Regions from separate parts of the Homo sapiens genome. Here regions 1, 2, 3, 4 and 6 are each linked to region 5. The links are chromatin loops, found by intact Hi-C in ENCODE. Cell type or tissue: IMR-90. All regions are shown on one strand.

The links. Hi-C counts contacts between places; a loop is a spot of excess contacts. Peaks named below come from ENCODE experiments on the same cell type or tissue, not always from the same donor. Only the 100,000 strongest peaks of a DNase experiment are listed, where the experiment ranks them.
Region 1: it touches region 5 in a loop (2.8-fold over the local background); 3 of 110 quality-filtered maps call a loop at or near these places.
Region 2: a loop joins it to region 5, with 2.0 times the contacts of the local background. A loop is called at or near these places in 6 of 110 quality-filtered maps.
Region 3: it touches region 5 in a loop (4-fold over the local background); 5 of 110 quality-filtered maps call a loop at or near these places.
Region 4: it touches region 5 in a loop (2.3-fold over the local background); 2 of 110 quality-filtered maps call a loop at or near these places.
Region 6: a loop joins it to region 5, with 6 times the contacts of the local background. A loop is called at or near these places in 42 of 110 quality-filtered maps.

Annotation. Positions count from the first base shown.
Region 1 is chr12:88,880,306-88,884,305 of GRCh38, reverse strand. No RefSeq gene overlaps it. Among named protein-coding and RNA genes, the nearest start is that of LINC02458, 140 kb to the left of the region's middle. In IMR-90, no CTCF peak of the experiment used is centred here; no DNase peak of the experiment used is centred here.
Region 2 is chr12:88,637,894-88,641,893 of GRCh38, reverse strand. No RefSeq gene overlaps it. Among named protein-coding and RNA genes, the nearest start is that of KITLG, 59 kb to the right of the region's middle. In IMR-90, no CTCF peak of the experiment used is centred here; a DNase peak (open chromatin) is centred at 2,253; H3K4me3 peaks cover 251 bases; H3K27ac peaks cover 787 bases.
Region 3 is chr12:88,323,137-88,327,136 of GRCh38, reverse strand. No RefSeq gene overlaps it. Among named protein-coding and RNA genes, the nearest start is that of TMTC3, 180 kb to the right of the region's middle. In IMR-90, a CTCF peak has its summit at 1,585; DNase peaks (open chromatin) are centred at 1,086, 1,496 and 1,886; H3K4me3 peaks cover 204 bases; H3K27ac peaks cover 2,079 bases.
Region 4 is chr12:88,726,001-88,730,000 of GRCh38, reverse strand. No RefSeq gene overlaps it. Among named protein-coding and RNA genes, the nearest start is that of KITLG, 150 kb to the right of the region's middle. In IMR-90, no CTCF peak of the experiment used is centred here; DNase peaks (open chromatin) are centred at 2,470 and 2,770; H3K4me3 peaks cover 216 bases; H3K27ac peaks cover 350 bases.
Region 5 is chr12:88,577,981-88,581,980 of GRCh38, reverse strand. It overlaps KITLG (KIT ligand), which reads left to right and starts at 1,510. Exons shown (of 10, transcript NM_000899.5): 1 at 1,510-1,717. The coding sequence starts at 1,703. It overlaps LOC105369885 (a long non-coding RNA gene), which reads right to left and starts at 1,445. Exons shown (of 4, transcript NR_188177.1): 1 at 1,371-1,445. It also overlaps the pseudogene RNU1-117P. In IMR-90, CTCF peaks have their summits at 1,535 and 2,694; a DNase peak (open chromatin) is centred at 1,540; H3K4me3 peaks cover 2,742 bases; H3K27ac peaks cover 1,736 bases.
Region 6 is chr12:88,992,337-88,996,336 of GRCh38, reverse strand. No RefSeq gene overlaps it. Among named protein-coding and RNA genes, the nearest start is that of LINC02458, 25 kb to the left of the region's middle. In IMR-90, a CTCF peak has its summit at 2,487; a DNase peak (open chromatin) is centred at 2,506.

The sequences.
Region 1 (4,000 bases), 300 kb before region 5:
CAACTAACTTAGGCAGTTAGATTATGACCTAAATTACTGTGTAGAGTTTCTGCTTCCCATTTTGGTTTGGAACTAGAGCCAGAGTGGAGACGAATAACTTGGGAAGTGGCAAGAAGAAGCTACTGGCAGTGGCATGGGGGGCTTTCAATATGCAACTGCAAGGAAAAGGAACCTACATGACCTTTTTCCTTGCTTCAATTTCCTTTTGAAAATTAGTGGCCCTGACAAGGGAAATACTTGAGGCAAGGTCTTCAAAGGACCACCATCTGACCTCTCCCTTCATATTTTTCCTTCTTTCTCTCTACCAGTTCTTTTCAGAATTTCAGGCTTTCTTCTAGGCTTTTGGAATAAAATAATACTAATCAGGAACATACTGTCTCAATCTGGCAGAATCATTAAAAATTCAGCATTGGTTCTATCATAATATTGACCTTTAAGACTGATGAACTGTCATTTTCTTGGCATTCTCTTGAAATTGTATTCAGTACTTTTCATGAATTATCTCTGAATTATTGCTGATTGTCTTTTAGTCTTGCCTGGGTTTCCTTCTACCTCAGTAGTTTGATACTTCTCAAATTCTCTGGCTAATTCCTCCTTTTCCAACAGATAAATGTTAAAGTTCCTTGGTTCTCAGTTTCTGGCCTTCACCCCTTCTGTAACTACAGTCCTTCCTTAGAAGAATTCACTCAGGCCCATGGCATTAAAAACCATCTGCATAATGCCAGCCAACCAAATTACATCTCCATCTCTGACTATTCTCCCAAACTCAAGAGCTGTGTATCTGATTGACTATTTGACAACATGTTTTTTGAATGTCTTATAATCATCTCTAACTTACCAAGTTCAAGCTGAATTCTTCTGACCCCAAACTTTCTTTTCCTCAAATCTTTCCCATCACACTAAATGGCAGCAACTTCCAACCATTTGCTGAAGCCAAAATTTTAGGAGTCACAGTTGGTTTCTTGAGGTGTCTCACTCCCCAATTCAATCCATAACCAAGTTCCATTGACTCTACCTAAATGTGACTACTTATTTCCACCTTAATCCAAATAACCATTTTGTTCATTTTTTAATACAGCAATACCTTCTACCTGGCCTTCTTGCTTCCGTTCTTGCCCACTGACCATCTATTTTCCATATGGCATCCAGAGTTATCTTTTAAATTTATAAATTATATCTGTCACTCTCATGCTCAAAGTCTTCCAACAGCTTCCCATTTCACATAAGGTAAAACTCAAACTACTTACCATGTGTGTTAGGTTGTTCTTGCATTGCTATAAATAAATACCTGAGATTAGGTAATTTATTTTAAAAAGAGGTTTAATTGGCTCACGGTTCTGCAGGCTGTATGTAAAGCATAGCAGTATCTGCTTCTGGGGAGGACTCAGGAAACTTCCAACCATGGCAGAAGGCACAAAGGAAGCAGGCACATCACATGATGAAACCAGGAGCAAGACTGAGAGGGGGAAGGTGCTACACACTTGTAAATGACCAGATCTCATTAGAATTCACTCACTGTTGTGAAGACAGTACCAAGGGGGATGGTGCAAAACTACTCATAAGAAATTCACCCCCATGAGCCAATCACCTTCCACCAAGTCCCACCTCCATCAATGGGGATAACATTCAATATAGGATTTGAGTGCAGACACACATCCAAACACTATCTTCATGTCTTCAAGACCCTACACAATGTGTCCCGGCTTACCTTGCTGACTTCATGTCTTATCACTTTCTCCATTTCTATTTTTGAGTAATCTGCTTGTGGTTCCTCAAGCAGGCCAAGATTCTTCCCTCTGAATCTCTTACAATTTCCTGTCCATAATTCTTCCATCCTTCATACAACTGACTTCTTCATGTGGTTAAGTATCTGCTTAAATGTAACTTTCTTGGATAGGTTTTCCTTCACCACTCAATCAATACCAGTCCTTTCTTGGACACAAGAGCTGAATAGAACTCAGCCTCTTCCTTCTCCTCCTCCTCCTCCTTCTTTTTGGTTCAATGGGCAAGTAGCTTAGAGTTTGCAAATTTGTGCCTATATCTTTAAAACCCTTTATTGACTTTCACAGTTTTTAGGCAAAATGATAGCTTTCATTGGTATTATGCATTATGATTTACAGGATCTTTTACATATAACAACATATATGTCCCCACAAGGGCCTTGGGTTTACAAATTGCAGGGAAGTTTGGAATGAGGCTTGTAATATCAGATTATTTAGGGTTGACTCTTACTTATTGTTTACCTGCCCCACTGAAACATAAACTTCAAAAGGACAGAAACCTCCTATCTTAGTATATAGTAAGCACTCACAAGTTGTTGATCGTTTGAATTGTTCATCTCTTTTCTCCTGATCCCTTCTAATTCTAAAATTCCGTAATTTTTGTAATGTACAAATGTTAAATTTGTATCTTACAAATGAATCTTAATAATTTTTATGAAAATACAGACCCACAGAAAACCAGAAAAAGCCAATTTAGCTCTTTTAGGGCATCCAATGAAATGAAGACTTACAGTTAATCCATTTTTTTTAAGTCTCACATGAAGAAGTCTCACATTATTTAAACCCAGAAGTGCGTAAGTATTTTTTGTTCTCACTGACATAGTTGATCTAGACATGAAACAAAGGGGAGAGATGGGAAAGCGGATAACGAGAAGGAAAAAAAGACTAAAAATTATTGATTTCCTGCAATGTGAAAAGCCATTTTGTTGGACATATTTTATATCTTTCTAAATGTATCCCCAAAATTCTGAAAGGTATGTTTTTATTAACTCTGTTTTTCTCATGAAGATGATGAGGTTGACTGTTTAATAAATTACCTGGGATCAGATAGGTGGTTGGTGGTGGAATCAAAGATGCCAATTCTGTTTATTTCAAATACTAAAATACTTTGCACCACATTATCTTGTACACTCAGAGTTACAATAAATATTCAAATGTCTTTTCCCTCTAGAATAATATGGTTTTATTGGACCATGAAGTTTTAGAAGTGGCTCCATCAGTATTTGCTTCCTTTCTTATTTACACATTTATTAATTCCAACAGCTATTTAATCCAGACTCATGGATTAAATGATCTTTACATAGTTGGGGATAGTTGAACATTATGAAAAGTAAGGCATGTAAAACAGGACACATAGAGAAAAAAACTAGTCTAGTAAGTGAAAATGAGAAAGAGGAGTCATTCCTAGGTATATGCTTAAGTGTGGTCTTCAAAGTAGCACTATCTAAATTAGTCCTACAATTAATCTCACAAATGTGTTTTACTAAATATCTAACAACTACTTAGGGGAAAGAAGGAAAGTAAGTAAAGACCGTTATACCTAAAAACAATTTTAAAAGTCAACATCCTTTTTTTTTCTTATATTTTTCCTTGTTTATGTGTCCCCTTCCCCCACCATCTGCCTCTTCCTTCTCCTCCTCCTCCTCCTTCTTTTTGGTTCAATGGGCAAGTAGCTTAGAGTTTGCAAATTTGTGCCTATATCTTTAAAACCGTTTATTGACTTTCACACTTTTTAGGCAAAATGATAGCTTTCATTGGTATTATACATTATGATTTGCAGGATCTTTTACATATAACAACATATATGTCCTCACAAGGGCCTTGGGTTTACAAATTGCAGAGAAGTTTGGAGTGAGGCTTGTAATATCAGATTATTTAGGGTTGACTCTTACTTATTATCTGTGTGACCACAAGACTCAGTGTCTTTTTGCTTCAATTTCCACAACTGGAAAATAGAAATATAGACATATAATACCTGTTTCATAAAGTTTTTTTTCTAATGAAGTACAAGAGAACTAACAATTATTATTAATAACTATTATAATCTACCAATTCTAATCAACATTTTAGAATATTCTAAATGGAAGATAGGATTTCTTTTCATGTTGTATATCTCAATAAATGAAGCTCATTCAAACTATTTAATTGACTCCTCACTTCCTAATAGAAATTAGGGCAAGACTTCTCAGCACAGGAATCAATTACTCTGTCTGATGTTG
Region 2 (4,000 bases), 60 kb before region 5:
TCCATATAGAAGTTGGAATTAAAGGATTTTTAAAGTGGCTTTTGCTATCTCCACTATCTTTGGCTTGGAAAGAAATTTGATGCATATTCTGCCCAGTTTTGTAAAGTCTGTTCTGAGTTGTTATTATAAATACATTTAGTCATCTTGAAATACTTTCTAGAATAAGGTGGGATATAAATAAATACATGGTACAATTGTTAACCAAGCACAAGGCAGGTTTCTAAACTGTTTTAAGTGTTTTTTCTTTGTGGGTTTGTTTTTGATTTTGTTTTGCAAACATGGTCTTCTGGGCTAAATGCCAGTAGGTGCATATCTTTAGACACATTCAATTCTTTCCTATAACTCCCTCTGTGAAAACTGCTACTTTACTTTCACATACAGATGATGCCCATTTGGTATTGTATTAGGTTGGTGCAAAGGTCATTGCGGTTTTTGCCATTACTTTCAATGGCATTCAATGAATGCCATCACTTTCAATGGCAAAAACCACAATTACTTTACAACTATTTTTAAAAACATACAAAAATAGACTATCAGGAAAAAACACAAATATTTGTGCCTAATAATTTTACTCCTAAAAATTAGTTATAGAAAAAAATGCTTATTAGAGCTAATCGTTCAACACAACTTAAAGATTCAGTGAAGAGGAATGGGTATGTAATTTATGGAGCATCAGGTGAAGAGTAGTAGAAGTGGACATTTATGATATTTTCCTGCCTAGCATCTATTGGACTTTTATGATCTTTTCCTGCCTAGCATCTGGTAAAAATTCTCAAATTAGCCTCTACAATACCTTGAGTGTATCAATCAAGTCTTTCTACAGGCTGTAAAGATAGCCTGTGTTACATGGAGTAAAGATGTTAAAATGGCACCATTCTTGATACAGCTAAGGGTAATTGTTACAAATATATAGCTAGAAGGAAAGATTTCTGGCAAATGCATTTTGACAGGGGAAAAACGTAAGGAAGGGATTAAACCAGTGAATAAAAGTAGCCTTTTGTCCTATGGGGTTCAGACCAATATCAAAAAGCATTTAAGGGTGAATACAAACTAATTTAGAACATAAGCCTAAAAAGTTACTTTGGTAGAGACTAATACCATGCGCACTATTGAAAAATGTGACTTTATTCTCTAAAATATTATCTAGGTAAATTCAATATTCATTAAAGCCTCATAACATGTTTTTAAAATAAGTTAAAGTAACATATGTATTTCATTTATTGAAACAGAAAAAATGATATACCATGATTATGAAAAATTGAAAAACATGATATATTTTCAAATATCTATATTAACTATGGTATGTTCTCTATTACTGATATTTGATTTAAAAGTTTTTACAATGATTTTCTTAAGGGCTTTATTCAGCAACATTGCTTCACTTATATAGAATATATACATTTACTCCTACGGGATATATTTAGCATCTATTATGTGTAGTATTACCCTAGGCTGCCTTCTCTGTCTATTTTCCAATGTGTATTCTTCAGGAAGGAAATGGAATTTAATGTTAGTCTAATAAAAGTTATAATTTGGAAGGCATGCCTACAACAAAAAAATTCTATAGACCACAACAAAATCTAAAGCTTAGAATTTAGATATTTATGTAAATTGTACAGATTAGCATGCATTTGTATAAATTCTATTTATTACAAATCTCTGTACCATCTTCTGAAATTTAATTGTTATGAGTGATGCTCAAAGACAAATGAAAAAATATAGCATAAAGAAACCTAAAAATTCAACAAATTATAGCCTAGGACCACACAAATTGGGGAAAGAAATTATTTCAAAGAAAAGAAATGTAGCTATAACATGAAAACAAAAATTAGATTTTATTTAAAATCATATTCCACAGAGCAAGCTACTGCCCTAAAGGTCATCATTTTTTTAAAGAAAATATTTGCAGAAAAGACAACGGTGTGACTATGCTGAATTCATCTAAGCATTCATTTCTAATATATACAATATTTGTGAAAATCATTGTCCCTGACTCTCTTAGGTCCTAAAATGTATGTTTACCTCAAAGCCACAAAGACTTTTGATGAAATATTATTCTTTTGGGGAAAAATTTTTTTTGGTTTTGTACAGGGACCATAAACAATTCATTAGAAAGGGATAAAACTCTGAGACCTGTAATATGAAAGTGCAGCCTCTGCCAGCCCTCCAGAAGTCCTTAGCCATGCTTGTAACATAATCTCTTCATTTATCTTTCAAAGCTACTCCTATCTTGGCAATGTCTCTCCCAGCAGCTGTGTGCTTTGCTCTCCGTGCTTGTAGTCTCTTCCATCTTCATTATGGACAGTAAATCTTTGACAAAGTGCCTGGAAACTTTAGCAAAAAGCTCTGTAAACATACTTAGGAGAAGGGGTCAACACATTTCTAGAAGCGTAAGAGCTGACTATCTTGGTACACGTGCATGTGGCAACTAATTGGTGGTATAGATAAACCAGAATGCACTGAAATAGGCAGTAGCCTGTGGTTTGATCCAGTTCACTCCAGTAGAAAGGAAAGAAAATACAAGAAACTACTTTATGTGATTAGGGGGAGAAAAATCCATACTTTCCATATGGGAATTTCTCGTGTGTTTTCTTAATGAACTCAGAGGGAAGTTGAGAGAGTCTTTTAAGCTGCTAAAACTACTAATACGGTCTCTTTGGGGATGTGAGAGTATGAATTTCCTAATTTCATCAGAACCATTAATGACTTCAGTTCCTTCCTTTTACAGCAGAGGAAGTAAAGGGATTCTTCACTGCACTATGATTGTGAAAAACAGAAGGCAGGAAGAATGATTTGTAATCATGCTGTGGAAAGAAAAAAATTTCTTCTCCTCCTAGAAATGATTCTCGTTGTTGAAATTGTAAAAGCTCTTTAAAGGCTAGATAATTTATTGTAATGGAATGTACTTATGAGTTAGCATTTCATCATAGCTGGGAGGTTTTTTTCTTCCAGAAGATTTATTTCTTTAAAGGATGCCTTAGTTTCCAATGAAGATTGTATATTTTCATTTCAATCTTAAACTTAAGACACAACTAAGAAAATTCCAAGAGGAGCACATCTCCTCTCATGCTCTTTTTTCATAATTTTTTTTTAAAAGAGTGGTTTCCTCCCTCAAATAACAGAGGTCAAGAGAAGTAAGAGGTCACATATCAGGTAAACAAACCAGAACCAGGAGATAATTCCTGAAAGTAGAATAAGGGAAATTGTTCAGTGCCCAAGTAATTTGAACTTCAGAAAAAGAGGGAGGAAGAGACAAGCAGGGGAGGAAATACAAGGTTCCCGAAACCAGAAGGAACAGGGAGCTCCACCCCTGGACTCACAATGCAAGGATGCAAGCACTTTGTAGAGCTGAAGTGAATGAGCAAAAGAAAGCTGGAGCTATTGTACTAGTAAAGCCAGGCAAATAATCATTTAAATAGCGAAATTCAATGATATGAGTTCTGGATTTTTTTGAAGATTTAGGTCTAATTTGTTTGACTGAATTAAGACAAATGACGTATGTTCAATCCTGACCACTTTTGTAATACATATTTATACATGTGACATATAGTTATAGCATTGGAAAGAAGACAAAAGACAAGCTCACTGAATAGTGAGCTGGCCACGATTTAATATGGGTAGTCTATAAGTAAAACTATTTTATAGCAATATACTTAGCTTGCTAGAAGCCTACTTAAAGAGAAAATTTAAATTATTTATCTTAGGGACTTCAATTCATTGAATCATTAATTATCTATGGTATAATATATACAACGAATTTTTCTAATTTTTAGTACATTAAAGGTCAGAATGAATACAAATGTGTATTTCTTATCCTACAATGAAAAATACATAACTGTTTTTAGATAATTTACTTATTGTGATTCATATTTAATATATATCCAATTGGCTATTTAATAAAATCTAAATACTATAACCTGTACAATTACAGTCATGCATCATTTAATGACAGAGACACATTCTGAAAAACGAATCTTTAGGTGATTTTGTCATCCTGCAA
Region 3 (4,000 bases), 250 kb after region 5:
TTCTTTATAAACTACCCAGTCTCTGGTTGTTCTTTATAGCAATGAGAGAATGGACTAATACAGAAAACTGGTACCAGAAAGTGGGGCATTGCTGTAAAGATACCTGAAAATGTGGAAGCAGCTTTGGAACTGGATAATGGGTAGAGCCCACCCCTCGCATCAGTGTTGCCTGGATGTGACACATGGAGTCAAAGGAGATTATTTTGGGACTTTAAGATTTAATGACTGCCTTGCTGGGTTTCAAACTTGCACAGGGCCTGTAGCCCCTTGGTTTTGGCCAATTTATCCCTTTTGGAATGGGGGTAGTTAGCCAATGCCTGTACCCCCGTTGTATTTACTGAAGTAAATTTTTTTTTCTAATCACTTCAACTTTCATATATTTGACAAAGATTCCTCCCCAAATCTGACTCTAGGTAGTCTATGGACCTTAGTGTTTAATATTGCTTTGTAACATTTTCTCCCATTACCTTCGTAAATGTTTTAGTGGAAAGTAAGGGAAAAGACATTGGAGACTATCAGACAAATGCCATGTAACTAAAAATTCCAGATGAGATCATTTTTTGATTGATTCTTTTTTTAATTTCTTGTTAAATGTATTAAGGATTAGTTCAATCTCTGGTTAGACACCTTATTCAAATGCATTCAATTTATTCAAATTATGTTATTTAAAAGCATCTTTGATACTTGGTGGTCTTGAAGTTCCTAAATTTCTTTGATGTCATTCTGGTGTTCTTATCACATGTTACTGTCAAGAATCATATTGCAGAAATAACAAAGAAGAAAAATACATCAGAAATTTCACAGCATCTGATAGGCTCACTTTTGTATAGTTTTCCAGTTGAATTAATAGTTTTTTTATTTTTGAAAAAAGGTTGGAAAAGTAATGAATGCATTTTAGACAATTCGTCTGATCAGCATTGTGCTAAGTGCCTTCATGTATCATTCCCTATTTAAGTCTTTAAAAGAGAGGATATCTAACTATCATTATTACAGATGAGATAAAATGAGCCTCAGAGAAGTCAAGTGAGCTGTTCAATGTTATACTGTTGGTCAGTGTCCAGCTAAATTTGCAGCCTAGCTCAAATCTCAGTGGCTGCTGAGTCCCTGGCTCCAGCACACCATGATAAACGTTTAGTATCAGGGTGAAAACAACTGACACGTTTATATTTTGTATGCTGTCTTTAAACAAATTCTTAACCAGACACAAACAACAAATGGGTTACACTGATGCCAGCATTTTAAGATTTTTGTTATTCTGCCTTTTGCCGAAAGTTCGGTAAAGCAAATAGTTACAATAAAATACTTTTGAAAATATCTCTGCTCTCTCATAATACATCATAAACTGTTTATAAAATTAAAACATTTGAGTCACAACTTCCTGCTTGTTGTGTAATAATCTACTGTTTGAAAATAGTTGTTTTGATAGCTGGAATCTATTATTAATCATTTTGAGAAGACAGAGGTTTCTAAGTGGAAGGAATTTGAAGGAATGTAAGTTTATGGGCCTATGCCTACCCTCTAGAAATGCTAAGGATTCTACCTCCTTATTACACAAGCCATAAAGTCATCAACTATAGCTTCCAGCAGGGTGATACACCACTGTGCTCTGCTGGCCGTGAAGCCTGCAAGGAATTGGGCTCAAGTCCTATTTTTCAGGGAAGCTGGAGTAGAATTAACAGGAGTACATGGGCAAAACATGGATTAAAACTGTAGCCCTAATGGTGGATAGGAAGCAACAATGAGAAACAGTCACCAAAGAAACTCAAGAAAATACAGGCTAGTTATGGGCCAAATAGAGATAACTTATGGGAATTAAGTGAGCTGCAGAGCTGAGTCATTCCAGGAATTCTGCCTGAAAATGAGACAGGAGAGAACAAGGATATGGTTCAGCTACAGGGAAATAAACATAGGACAAGTATCAATAGACACAGACTCAACCCAGCTGGCTGAGTCAGTCAGAGTCATGTCTTCCCACCACAAGTGCTCAGGATTGGAAAAGCAAAGAAACTTTGGGTAGTAAGATGCAAAGCAAGGGAACTTATATCACTCTCTCCATCCACAATCTCATTATTATCATCACACACACACACACACACACACACACACACACACACATTACAGGCAAACAGATTTTGCAGAAACATGCTTGTTCTTTTACAATGTTAGGAGATGGACAAAACAGGACAGGTCTTGCTACTATTCATCTTGTTCAGGCATTTTTTAAATAAGAAAATCAAGCTTCTTGCAGCAGCTTGGATGCTGATAGTCAGTACTCACTGGATCTTCTTATTTGAGTATTTCCCCTACACAATAGGAAAAAGGGGACCTTTCTCTATAGGCTTAAAAAAGATGCAGAAAGTTTTCTGACTTAAAAGTACAACCCATAATTAACATAATTAATTTTAGAAAAATAAGAGAGACACTGATATGTGTTCATGGTCTATTATATGTAGGGTGGTCATGCAATTACGTATAAATAAGATATGTCATCTAATAGACAGCTAAAACTTAGGCATAAATAAATTTCAAAATACTGGTAACTTAGAATCACGTAATAATGTGATTCTGATGTTAACTGTCAATCCCTCCTGATAAAGATAATTGGTGAAACTTATTAGCCATTCATTATTCCTCTTTTACTTCTCACATTAGTTGCCTCTGTGACAATGCATTCTGGACTATTACTAGAGGTGATATACAAATTACAGCTGTTTCTATGTCTCTAAGTTAAACATAAGGGTCCAAAAAATTAAAAGTGTAAGAACTAATGTCACCAGTGGTGGTTCTCTTGATTTAGCCATGCCTTTCTATTGGCTACAACACAGATTCCTGCAAATACAAGGTTCACTTTCTTTTGAGTAGCTTCCTAGAAAATACCTGTAATAAAACAACTTCTTAATGTTTCCTTAGAATGTTGTCCACAGGTCTTTCTGACTGTTGATGAAAAGAAACCATTAAGGCCAAGATCTTTAAAACAGACTCTCTCTTCTTCATCCCTAAAACACTTTGCTCCATGGTTATTTAATTTAATTAAAAATTGAATATATCTTTGAGAGTAAAAGTTATCCAAATCAATGTTGTGATTTTGCTGTTTAATAGTTCTGTGTATACTGAATTAGCTGTAGGAATTAGGGGACATGGAAATGTATTAATATTTCCCCTTCAGAGTTATTCGATAATAGCTTTCAAATTTTTAAGTGTACATGCCCTGACATTTCTGTTTTCATAAAATTTTTCCTCAAATATATACATACAAATTCTTTGTTTTTATTTTTTTTAAATTTCTCACACTACATGGCTGTATATACAAATTCTTAAAGATTACATATAAGCACATGTATTGCAGTATAATTGATAAGTTGAAATCCATCTAAATGCCTATAATAGAGATTTGGCATATTAATTGCAGGAACCTTGCAATAAAATATTAGCAATTTTTAAAAGAATAAGGTAGATTCTGTAAGAGTCAATATAAAAAGACAACCAAAATATATTAAACAGAGAAAACAAAGCCTAAATTCCCATGTAAACTACAATCACAGTTATGTTTAAACATACATGTCTATGAAAATGCTTGTATATACATAAAACATTTCTAGAATGATATAAAAGATATGGTTTATAGTGCTTATCTCTGGAGAATATCTTAAAGGTGAAAGGAGGAAAGGATGATTTTGATGCATAAACATCTTTATTGTTTGACATTGTTAATTTTATATTATTTTTATTAAAAGTTTAGTATATATTTTCCATCCTACTGACCAAAGAGGTTGACAAAAGTAAGCACTCCTAATACCAAAACCCTTAAAGAGAGGGGAAAAAAAGTCTTTTTATGGTTGAAGTGATCCAAGACAGAAATAGTGGCACCAATTTTCCATGCTACCTTCTCCCAATTTTGAATTCATGAATGATCTTCTCAAGTTTTAGACATCCTTCAAGAGATGGCTATGATTGAAAATGCAGATTGTGTCAATTACACTTTTAGACCTTGACTTGTGCC
Region 4 (4,000 bases), 150 kb before region 5:
CATGAGCCCTGAATCATCGATTTTTAGCCAGCACTCATATCCTGACAGTAATTCTGCAGTTACCACCCCACTAACAGTTCACCCTCACTGGTATTCTATAGCCACACTTAGCTCTCAAGCCTCAATTCTGTTTGATAGTGCAAAACTGAATTCTTTTAAGACAATTTAGTTACTTCTGGTTTAAACTGAATTTCTCCTGGGAAACTACTCGATCACTTCAGAATTTCTCTCAGGACTTTTCCCTCTTTTCTTTTTCTATCTCTTCTCTTTAGGGTGATGAAGCTCTGGGGGTTCTGGGGTGAGGGTGAGGGGCTTACACAGACTCTGGATGTAGGCAGAGGGGGACCTGGTTCATGACTGCTTCTTTGCTAGTGTACATGCCTCAGGATACTCCACTCTTCCATTGGCTCAGGCAAGGCAGGAAATGACCATTGTCATTGCCCAGATTTAGCCACCTTCTGCTCATCCCCTGATACAGAAGCCCTGGACCTCTGGGACCTCCAGCAGCTATGCTAGCTCTCATCTTTAAGCTCTTTTCCTGCACCACTCATTGGCTTTCTTCTTTGTCACATAGATAAGGAGACTTGAGTATCAGTTTTCAGTCCTCTTTTTCATTTGGCCTGCCACCTGTGCTACTCAACTGTTGCAGCTCTACTTTGAGATGAACAACTGAAGTTGGGATGAACAACTAAATAATTAGTTGTTCTAAACTAGAACTGCAACAGTTGAGTAGAATAGGTGGCAGGATAGGCCAAATGAATACCCCTATATCCTCCTGAGTTCCACATGAAGGGCAGGACATCTCTGTCCTCTGCAGTTTTACTAGCTTTTGACTTTCAGAAGGGGCTAATGAGTAATTTTCAGAAACCCAGTGCATTGAACACTAATACCTGCATCTTGAAATTTTCTTTCTCCAACCCTCTGAACAGCTCCTGGCTTCAACAGTAGCCTAGAACAAATCATGATGCCTGAGATGGAGCTAGGATAACCCTAAGACCCCCAGAGAATTCTTAGATCAAGAATGAGTCCTCAACAGCCCCTTAGTGTTTAGGATAGAATAGCGAAATCTCAAGAGATTCCAAGCCTGTATCCTGCATCCTGCAAACAAACACACAATTTAGAAAGACAGACTCATATTTTTAATCCCAGATTATGTAAACATCATCTCAGAACTTTGAAACAAAAGATTGAATAAGGAAAAAAATAATATATCAACTAAACTGGCAGTTTCTAAAAATTCTTTTGATCAACTTAATTTAAAAAAAATCTTCTTTCAACCTTCACAGTATAAGATTATGATGCTTGGTCACTGAAGTAAAAAGAAGTTTTGGTAGTGAAAGATATACAAAAGATACTCAGGAATTTGCAAATTTTTTAAATAAAAATTTTAGTGGGAATAATTAAGGAATCATCCCTTGGCTAATTCACTTAGTTCAGGTATTAGAACAATTTATTTGGCATCTCAGCTACCCTACTTCCATAGTAAATACAATTCAGATAATAATAACCGCACAGTTAATCTATTCACTTCAAATTTTCATGACACATAGGCTAGTAGGCAGTGTATGTAGCTGATTTAGTTATATCACATAAACATGCACTTTACACAAAGTCAAGAAACCATAAAAAGTTTCCAGAAACTTGGAAGTCATCCTAAAGTCCTCTTTTACCCTCAGCCCCTTCAGCTTATCATTTACCAAATATTGTCAGTTCTACCACCTTCATATCTTTGATTCTGGCAAATGTCTTTTATTCCTGCAGTCAATGATTTAGTGTGACATTATGTTGTGATATTTACTACAATGGATTTATAAGTTATTCCTCTTCCTGCCTTCCACCTCCAATTTGATCTTCGTATTTACCAATCTTTCTGATCTTTTGTTTTACGGGTACTTTTACAGCTTCCTATTGCCTTCAGAATAAAAAAGCCCAAACAACTTAAGATGCATCCTAGGAGATCCATGGCCTCATGCCTTCTTATTCCTTCTGCCTCACCTCTCCCTACTATCTCCTCATTATTCTGCTGGCTACTCTGATGACTCCTAGAAATTGTCAAGCTTTCATCTCCAGACTTTGCACATGCTTTTTGTCCCTCTTTCTAGAATATCCTTTTTCTCTTCCCTCCCTTCACCTAGCTAATTCTTATTTATTCTTCAAGTTGCAGTTCAAGCAGCATTTCTTCTCAGAAACCATTCTTTCTCCAAGCCATCTCATGCCCTATCTGAATTAGGATACTCCTCTCCAGTGGCTTCTCATAGGCCACTGTGGATATCTCCTCTATTAAGCACCATACTGAAATGGTTTGTTTCTCTTTAGGCAGTAAATCCCTATAGGACAGTGAATATATATGTGTTATCTTTATAAACTCAGAATCTAGTACCATTTTCAATGACATAATAGCCATTCAAAAAGTATTTTGTTTACTGAGTCATTCAATAAATACAGAGTGAGTTACTTGATGGGTATGTAATTGGGAGTGTGTTAGTCCATTTTGCATTACTGTAAAGGAATACGTGAGTCTGGGTAATTATAAAGAAAAGAGGCTTATTTGGCTCACAGTTCTGTGGGCTGTACAAGAACCACGAACCAACATCAGCTTCTGGTGAGGGCTTCAGGCTGAGTCCTTTATGGCAGAAGGGGAAGGGGAGTCAGTGTGTCACATGACAAGATAGGGAGCAAGAGGGAGAGGAGGTAGTGCCAGGCTCTTTTTAACAACCAGATTTCCTATGAACTAATAGAGTGAGAACTTACTCCTTACCATGGGAGCGTCATCAGCCAGTCATGAGAGATCTGCCCCCATGACTCAAATACCTCTCACTAGGTTACACCTCTAACATTGGGAATACATTTCAACATGAGATTTTGAGGGGACAAATATCCAAACTACATTAGTGAGCAAATATACTTAACTGTCATTATTTCTTCATCTATAAAATTGGTATAAAGTTATACTTATCTCCTAAGATTTGTAAAAGAATTAAATGACATCATCCAACACAGTTCTTTGCTCAAGAAATGTTGTGTGATAGACTTGTGTTTATATCCCTATTCCTCCACTTTTATTGGCAGTGCCACCTACTTTCATTGTTACCTAGAGCAAGTATAATATCTCCCAAGCTTCATATTTCTCATCTGTTAAGAATTTAATGTTAGTACCTCCAAACAATTAAATGAGATAATGCACATAAAAGATGTAGCAGCAATCAGCACATAGTAAATAATAGTTTGTTGTGGTTATTATTATTAATAATTTTTGGTGCTAATAATACTATTATTAATGACATAGGTTACAAGGAAACCTGTGATTATGACCCTAGAAAGCAGTATTACAAAGAAGGTTCCAGATCTTCATTACACATGTAAAGGAATAACTTCTCCAAAACAAAAATTTATACTTTTGAGAAAAATAAAATACATAACAAAATGAATTGATTATTGTTATTAACACGTTGAGTATATTTGAAGCTAGTATCAATAAATTATTCTGAAGATTTATATAATTTCTTCCTAGAATTAAAAGAACTTTGATGACAGGGCACAATAATAGTTAGCAATGTACATATCTAGGGCAATATATTTTGACATTCCTCAACTACTTTGGAACATTAAGCATCAAGGGAAGCAGAAATAGCTCAGACAAAAAGGAAAAGAAATTAAGAATGACTTTGGAGAAAGCAAAGGAAACATGATTTTCATTTGACCTACATTTATAAAGGAAAGTACTATAACATAGAAATAATGAAAAAAGGTTGGGAAAACTGAATATCCAATACTTAAATCAAAATTTTGCTACAGATTGGGGAGATTTTCAGATTATTTTTTAAAATCAGTAATTTGTTAACTATATTTAAAGAACAAGAATGTCTATTGTAAAACATAAATTTTAAAGATTTGGTTATTCAAAAAGAAATTTTGTCTCTAATTGTTGCTTAAAATCAGTTTTGACAGGGAACATGTCTTCTGGCTGCCACAGATAACCTAAGGATTCATTATTTTCTAT
Region 5 (4,000 bases):
AAAAATAAATCTTGAAGAAAAAAAAAACAATCATTTGCTATGCCTCCAGTATCCAAATTAAGCTCATTTTGATATTTGATGTTCGATATATTTGTACTAAGAGTACCTAATGTATAAAAATCTTTCTAAGCAACTATCAACTTGGAATCATGATTGATGTGCTGTCTATACATATTTTTTCTAACATGAGAAAGTGAGAACGCAGTCCCCCACTAAATTATGCAGTCGAGTTTCCCACATTTGGGGAAATCACAGAAGTCAGCACATCTGGAGTGAAATAAACAAGCTTCGCCCTGATTACAGGTTTGGCATATTCATGTTTAACAAACGCACCGGAACTAATTAAAGCAAATTTGGACTCCTACTCTATTATTAAAATAACTAATTCCTAAACTCATACATTATTCTTTCTTTTAAAGATCACTGATGTTAATGTTCAGCTAATATTTTCTTTTAAAAAATTAATGAAATGCTTTGGAATGTTCTCCAGTTATACAAACAAAAACAGACACATTCTGGAGAATCAATAAAATATTTGAAGTATTTTTTAAGACTGTACAGCTGGAGCTCCAGGTTTAAATTAGAGCTCTGCCATTTACTAGATATGGTTGGTCAAGAAAATTAACCTTGTATTTCATCGTCCATAAAATGGGAATAAAATAATAAGATCTACACTAATAGATTTGATGAAAGAATTTAATGAGATAATCTATGCGAAGTTCTTAGTCTGGCACCTGGCACATGAATAAGTGCATCACATAATGATGTTAGCTATTATTATTGTGGTTGCATTATCTTTCCGTTCAAAAAAGTACAACTTTCAAAGCCTTGCTGTGTTGGCGACCTGTAGTTTAATAATCTATCGCTTCTCTTTCAATCTTAATTTCTAAAGACACAGTAACAAACCATTCCAAATGAAGCGTCTCCCCTTGCAATACTTAACCTTGAGTCAACAATTCTTGTAATTATTAAATATTCATTCACTAAAGTAATTGTTTTTTTTAAAAAATAGAGGTGATAGGACAATGGCCTAACTACAGATCGCAATTAAACTTTATTTCTCTAAGGCAGGCAGGGTGAATTCTTTGCTCCGAACCTCCCGGACTCCTCTCCCTCTCCGACTTTGTATAACAGAGGGAGCTCCGAGCCCTCTCTGGCGCGCGAGGTATTTCGTCTGTCCCCGGGGGTGCCAGGTGAGCCCCAGCGGATCCGGGAGGGTAAGCTGGGACTCCTCGCGAGCAGTAGCTGCAGGGTACCAAGCTTCGCCCTCTGCGTCCCCGCGCCTTCGCGGTCTCCCGCCAGTGCAGGTCCGGGGCCCCCAGGCGAGCGGACAAGGTTGGCCTAATCTGCCAAACTTCTGGGGCATTTACCGTGCTCTGGCCGCCCTCCCGATTCTTCCCTCCGCGCCCTTGCCTGCTTCTCGCCTACCCCGGGCTCCGGAAGGGAAGGAGGCGTGTCCGGAGCAGGCGGGCGGGAACTGTATAAAAGCGCCGGCGGCTCAGCAGCCGGGCTTCGCTCGCCGCCTCGCGCCGAGACTAGAAGCGCTGCGGGAAGCAGGGACAGTGGAGAGGGCGCTGCGCTCGGGCTACCCAATGCGTGGACTATCTGCCGCCGCTGTTCGTGCAATATGCTGGAGCTCCAGAACAGCTAAACGGAGTCGCCACACCACTGTTTGTGCTGGATCGCAGCGCTGCCTTTCCTTATGAAGAAGACACAAGTGAGTAGGGCGCGCCCGGGAGCTCCCAGGCTCTCCAGGAAAAATCGCGCCCGGTGCCCCGGGGAAGCCGGCGCTCCCTGGGACTTGCAGCTGGGGCGTGCAGGGCTGTGCCTGCCGGGTGAGACAAGAGGATGCGGGGGAGGCCGGCGTGGTGTGTGATCCCGAGCCGAGCCGGGTGAGCCAGGGAGAAAAGGAGTGGGAGTGCTGAGAGGGAGCCAGTGTCAAGTTTGGAGCCTCAGCAGTTAAGTTTTGAGCTGTCAGTCGGAAACCGTAATTCCCGTCTGGTGGAAAGATTGGCTTTTGGGCCATGGAATGTTAAGTTATCACGGGAAGGCATGTCTTTGCATAGGAGACGGTTTTCCCGTGGATTCCAGGAGATTATGAAACAGCACCCCACGCGCCACCCTCACTAGCTCTCTCACTCAGATTTATTTGTGTAGCCCCGAGGTGGGCGCCGGGCACCAGGAGCGGCGCGAACGCGGGTGCAGCCGCGGGAGCGAAGCCAACGCGGAACTCCTAAGCGGCAGCTCTCGGCGGGGCGGGAACCTGCCCGCCTGCCCGGGAAACTTGGCTCTCGGCGGTGTCTGCCTAGTTTGCAGCTCTGTGTGGGCTCTAAAGAGCTCTAGTACCTCCACAATGCACGCACCTTTTTCCATTTCAAAAGGGATAAAGGCTTTTTATAAAATAGGCACCTCTGAATGATAGTGATTGAGATAATTCCCAGTGCTGCTAAATTCTGCATTATACATAAAGCACTGTGGGTAAAGCGCTGCCTGGGGGGACAATTAGATTTTTTTTTCCCTTGAAGAAAATACCTGGTTCTTCGTTTAGAAAGGGCCGCCACGGTGCCCCTATCCACAGTTCTCTTCACCATTGTTGATTGTTACCTCCTCTCACTTTCCCCCTTAGAAATTGTTATGTGTTATCTGCCGCGGTTGGCTAAGGGTTGCCCTTTCACCCCCCAGAGGTTCTGTTGGAGATTGCAGTTCCTGAAATGTGTGGAAGGGGTGGAAGTGGTGGGGAAAAAGGAAACCGGGGTGTTTGTACACATCGTTGGTGTAGAATGAAGGCATCAATGTGCTCAAAATGCTTTATCAAATGACCTGCTTAGCATCATATTTTAAACAGATATCTAGGCCTGCAAAAAGTTGCAAGACTCTAGCCCCTTGTACCGGTGTGGTAAAAGGCAGGGGAAAGGGACATTGCCTGGCTAAAAGAGGCTTGCATAGTCTCTAGAGCACTCTCTAAGAGAAAAGACGCGATGTGCCTCTCCCCTCTCTTACAAGCAGGTTAGCTTTCAGGCAAGGCATTGAGCACCGCACCTGGAATCACCACAGCGTGCTGTCGAAATGCAAATGTTAAAGATTCTTGCAACAAAAGAAAAGTTTTATTGTAATCTCTTGATTTAGACAAGCTTTCTGCGAAATTATAAGAAGGGTAGAGACCTATTCCTTCTTATAGTAGCATCTGCTCCCATGGATGGTGGTGAGATCTGGGGGAAGAAGCTGCTACCTTCTAGTTCAGGAAAAGAGCCTAAACCTTCCTATTTAAACAAGAACACAGGAGACAGATAAGGTTAATGTCCAACACTCCAAAGCCAGGGGATGTACTATCAAGTCACTTTGAGAGGCAGTAGGATTGATTATCCTTGCACCCTTGCTTTGCAAAACAAATGTGAGCTCTGTAATCTCCTTTCTCGCTTTGATTAAATGGCTGTGTAAATCGGATTACATGGAATAATTCCATTGAAAACTAGAAAGAGGTCAATCTAGTCTGAAACATTGTGACTGTGGCATTAGTGACTCAGTGCTGCCGACCAGAGAAATTTGAGAAAGCTAAGTATTTTAGATATGTGACCTGTTCGGTCACACATCACACAAGTTAAAGTGCAGGCCCTTTGGGGGAACTTGCTGATGTTAAACGGCTTGTAGGCAAAGGAGGGCAGTACCCTTGTTGAATGAAGGCATTCATTGCCTAGGATCTAATGACCTTCAAGGTTTTTTTTAAGAATACTTCTAGCGATTCCACAGTCACTGAAAAAGGGGACACTGGAAATAGCCCAAAATCAATAAAATAATCTGCAGAAATGGAGGAGGGGATTAGATCTTTCATATTGTTAAATTTTCTAATCCAAAAATTACAAAGACATTTTCTGTGCAATGCTGCATGGATGGAAGGTAGCCTATGTAAATTGGACATTAAGAAATAGGATCGATTGTTCTGATTCTAATGTTATCCTCACCAGGGAAGAATATCTATTAATATTTAGTAGTTTAAATAGTC
Region 6 (4,000 bases), 410 kb before region 5:
TCCTCAAGCCTCAGAATTCAGTTCAGACCTTAAATTGGCAAATGAAGTCCCTCATGATCCAGCTATTATCCCTCCAGCTCCATCTTCTATACCTCCCTGCTTGCAGGCAATGCTCCAGACAGATCAAATGCTTTCAGTTCTTGAAAATTGCTACAATCTCTCTTGTTCCTTTGCCTTGGCAACTACATCTCCTTCTGTTTGGAACGTTCTTTCTTCACTTAACTAACTCCTTTTTTTCATTTAAGACAACCTGCCACATGCCTTTTGGACACTGAAAAGTATTTCTGACGCCTGGTCTGGAACAGATATGCTACAAATAAACTTTGACGGCCTTCTACATATATCTATAATATATAACATTTATCACATGCATTAAAATTGTTTATTTGTCTATTTCCTCTACTAGATATTTAACTCCTTAAATGCAGAAATTTTCTTTTATTTCTGGTGCTTGACATGCATGAGTTGTTTAATAAATAGGGTAAGTATATAATTTGCTGTCTAAACCAGGATGCTATTAATCATTCTGTTGGCACAACAGGTGTAAGGTGGGCAAACTGGGACATCTTATTTTCTTATCAATAAATGTTTGGATAATACATTATCGACATACACACACCATTGTATTGGAATTTAAGAAATCTGGCTCTGTTATTAGACTTTTACTTTCTTAGTGACTTCAGCACCATGCATGGCTCATGGCACACCATAAGTGCTTCACCAGTGTTGAATAAGACAGTAAGTACATACTACTACCACTTACCACCTGTACAACTTCATGTGGGACACAGAATTCACCCTTTATGTACTCAAGATAATTTGTAGAGATTGAGATTGATTATTCAAATAAGAAAAAGACCACTTTCCATTGAGAGTACAAGAAAATACTTTCATAGAAGAGGTAGTCTGAACCATTGAATTTTACTCACATATGATTGTTTTTCCTGAGGAGGTTCTTTGCCTCTTGTCTGCTTAAAACTTGTGAAATTCTGCAATCTTCGAAGTTCATCATAAATAATTCATCCCCCAAAACTTCTTCATGTGTTGGTCTTATCAGAGGATATGGTTACTGTGAGCAGTATTGAGACATTGTGTACACCAGAAAATGTGAAATTTGGAACATCTTTGAGTAGGAGGTCAGAAATACCAGAATTACTTCATTCCTGCACATTGCTTGGCTACAAATTCAGCTCAGTCAGTTCACTTTCAAGAGAATATTTCTTAGTTCTCCTTCCTTTAATGTCCTGGTGTTGTTGTTACACTAGCCATGTTTAGGAAGAGTTTTTTTTCCCTCTTGTGTAGGAGTCTTCTGCCCACAAGCCCATTTTGTGTTAAAATTAAGAAACACTGATGGAGTGATGAAAAGCAAATGCTTAGATGATTCTCAGAAATCTTTGCTTAAGCGCTGAATTTAAAACAATCACTTCCAGACACACTCATTATCTACTAGCTATTTCAAGTTTCTAAAGCACAATTAAATTTAGTTAAAATTATGCACTTGTTGGTGCATATTTATTTCTAGACACATATAATCAGGCAAGAGTGTTAACATTTAGTCATGGGCTAAGGAATGCAGGGCTTTGGCAACTGGGTTTTTGAGATGTTTAGGTATGTGGATAGAAGGATGGTGAGCTTACTCTTGGTACAGCATTCCAAGTTTCCATCTACTTGCTCAGCAATAACTCAGTAGGAGAAGTTTCAATGCACACTTATCAACCAAAATAAATTTGTAACACCTACTTCTTTTCAGGAGGCTTCAAAACCAGTCAGAAACTGGCCGGGCATGGTGGCTCACACCTGTAACCCCAGAATTTTGGGAGGCCGAGGTGGGCAGATCATCTGAGGTCAGGAGTTTGAGACCAGCCTGACCAACATGGTAAAACCCCGTCTCTACTAAAAATACAAAAAATTAGCTGGGCATGGTGGCGGATGCCTGTAATCCCAGCTACTCGGGAGGCTGAAGCCGAGGCAGGAGAATCCCTTGAACCCGGGAGGCAGAGGTTGCAGTGAGCTGAGATTGCACCACTGCACTCCAGCCTGGGCAAAAAAGCAAAACTTCATCTCAAAAAAACAAAAACAAAAACCCCCAAAAACCAAAACAGTCAGAAACTAAGACAAACCCCTACTTAAATTCTCTAGGAAGACTGAATCATAAGATTCCCAGTTTTCGAGCATAGTGTTTGCAGTTTGTGTTTGCGCAAAGAACCAAATTCTTCTGGACAACACCAAAGGAATCTGAGCTAATTATTTCCCACCGCATATTCACAACCAAAGACAATTAGACCTAAGAGGGGCTATATGTTAGAAAGAGACTTACATCTATCACTAAATAGGCAACCTTGAGTAATTAATTTACTTCTTCTTTTCATGGCCTTGTTCTCCACAGTAATAAATGTAAAGTAAGTTATCTACAATTTTAATTGCAAAAATATGATTCTATGGATTCAAGGCATGAAAATCAAGAGAAAAGTACGTCTTTTGACCACTAGTCGTCCTTCTTGTGTAGAAAATGAGGGTACTTCTTGTTACTCTTCTTAAGCAGAAAATGAGGATGTTTGAGGTGCTCTTAGTTTAGTTGGTCATATGTGAAAAATAGAAGACATTATGCCTTCAAAATGTTTGGTCTTTGTTTTCCTGTTATCATCATATTTATTCTGGGCGTTCTTTGTATAGAGAGCCAGAGCAGAGCTCTGTATTATAAAGGTGATATTTTTGGATAAGCTATTGATGGAGTTGCAATATATGAAGACATTAACTATTTTCCTTAGATGAGGGAGCTTTCATTTGGATCCACCTGAATGGCCATGGATCCTAGGTAGGCAGTTATCATATGGGAGTCTATAGTTTTCAAAGAGAAGAGTTTGAAAAATGCTGCATTTACTTGAGGATGCAAGTGTCCACCTTTCTGGGCATAAGGGCAGGAGGAAACTACAAAAAGAAAGGGCTAGACGTATACTTGTATGTTTAGCTGCCTGTAGGGGTAAGGGCTCACTCTTGCACTTATGGCGTTGCAAATGTTAACACCCCAAATTGACTTCTGGAACAAATGAATGACAGACACATTAAATAAGGGGCTTTATCCCAATGCGTGTTTTCAGATATAAAGGATTCCTCAACTCCTAGCAGCAAAAATGACTTGTGTTTTTCTGAAGCAGTTTGAAACCAAAAGCAATTCAAATTCACATAAAAGCACAACTTAAATGTACCACATGTACGCTTGGATTAAAAGAATGTTATTGGATGGGAATGTGTGTTCTCTAAAATTTATAGTTGAAACATTGAAAGTATGTGGAGATTCATTATTATCACTTTAATTCTCAGACCATTGAAGTTAAAATAGAGTCAAATTGGCAGGTAGCCTTTTTTGTGTCACATTACCTTATAGTAATGGTTACATTACTGTAGTTACAGTAATATGTGTAGTATATATAGCATTAGATAGATAGATAGAGAGATAGAGAGACGGAGTCTCACTCTGTCACCCAGGCTGCAGTGCAGTGGCATGATCTCGGCTCACTGCAACCTCCGCCTCCCGGGTTCAAGTGATTCTCCTGCCTCAGCCTCCTGAGTAGCTGGGACTACAGGCGTGTACCACCATGCCCAGCTAATTTTTGTATTTTTAGTAGAGACGGGGTTTCACCATATTGGTCAGGCTGGTCTCAAACTCCTGACCTTGTGATCCACCCGCCTCGGCCTTCCAAAGTGTTGGGATTACAGGCGTGAGCCACCACACAGGCCAATATATATTTTTATATATAGTACATATATGGTGTTATGTATATAGCATATAAAACTACATTTACACTATATGTAATTCTATAAATACTATCATATATAGTATATATAATAATATACTATAACATATAGTGTATATAATAATATACTATAATATATAGTGTATATAATAATATACTATAATATATAGTGTATATAATAATATACTATAATATATAGTGTATACAATAATATACTATAATATAGTGTATATAATAATATACTA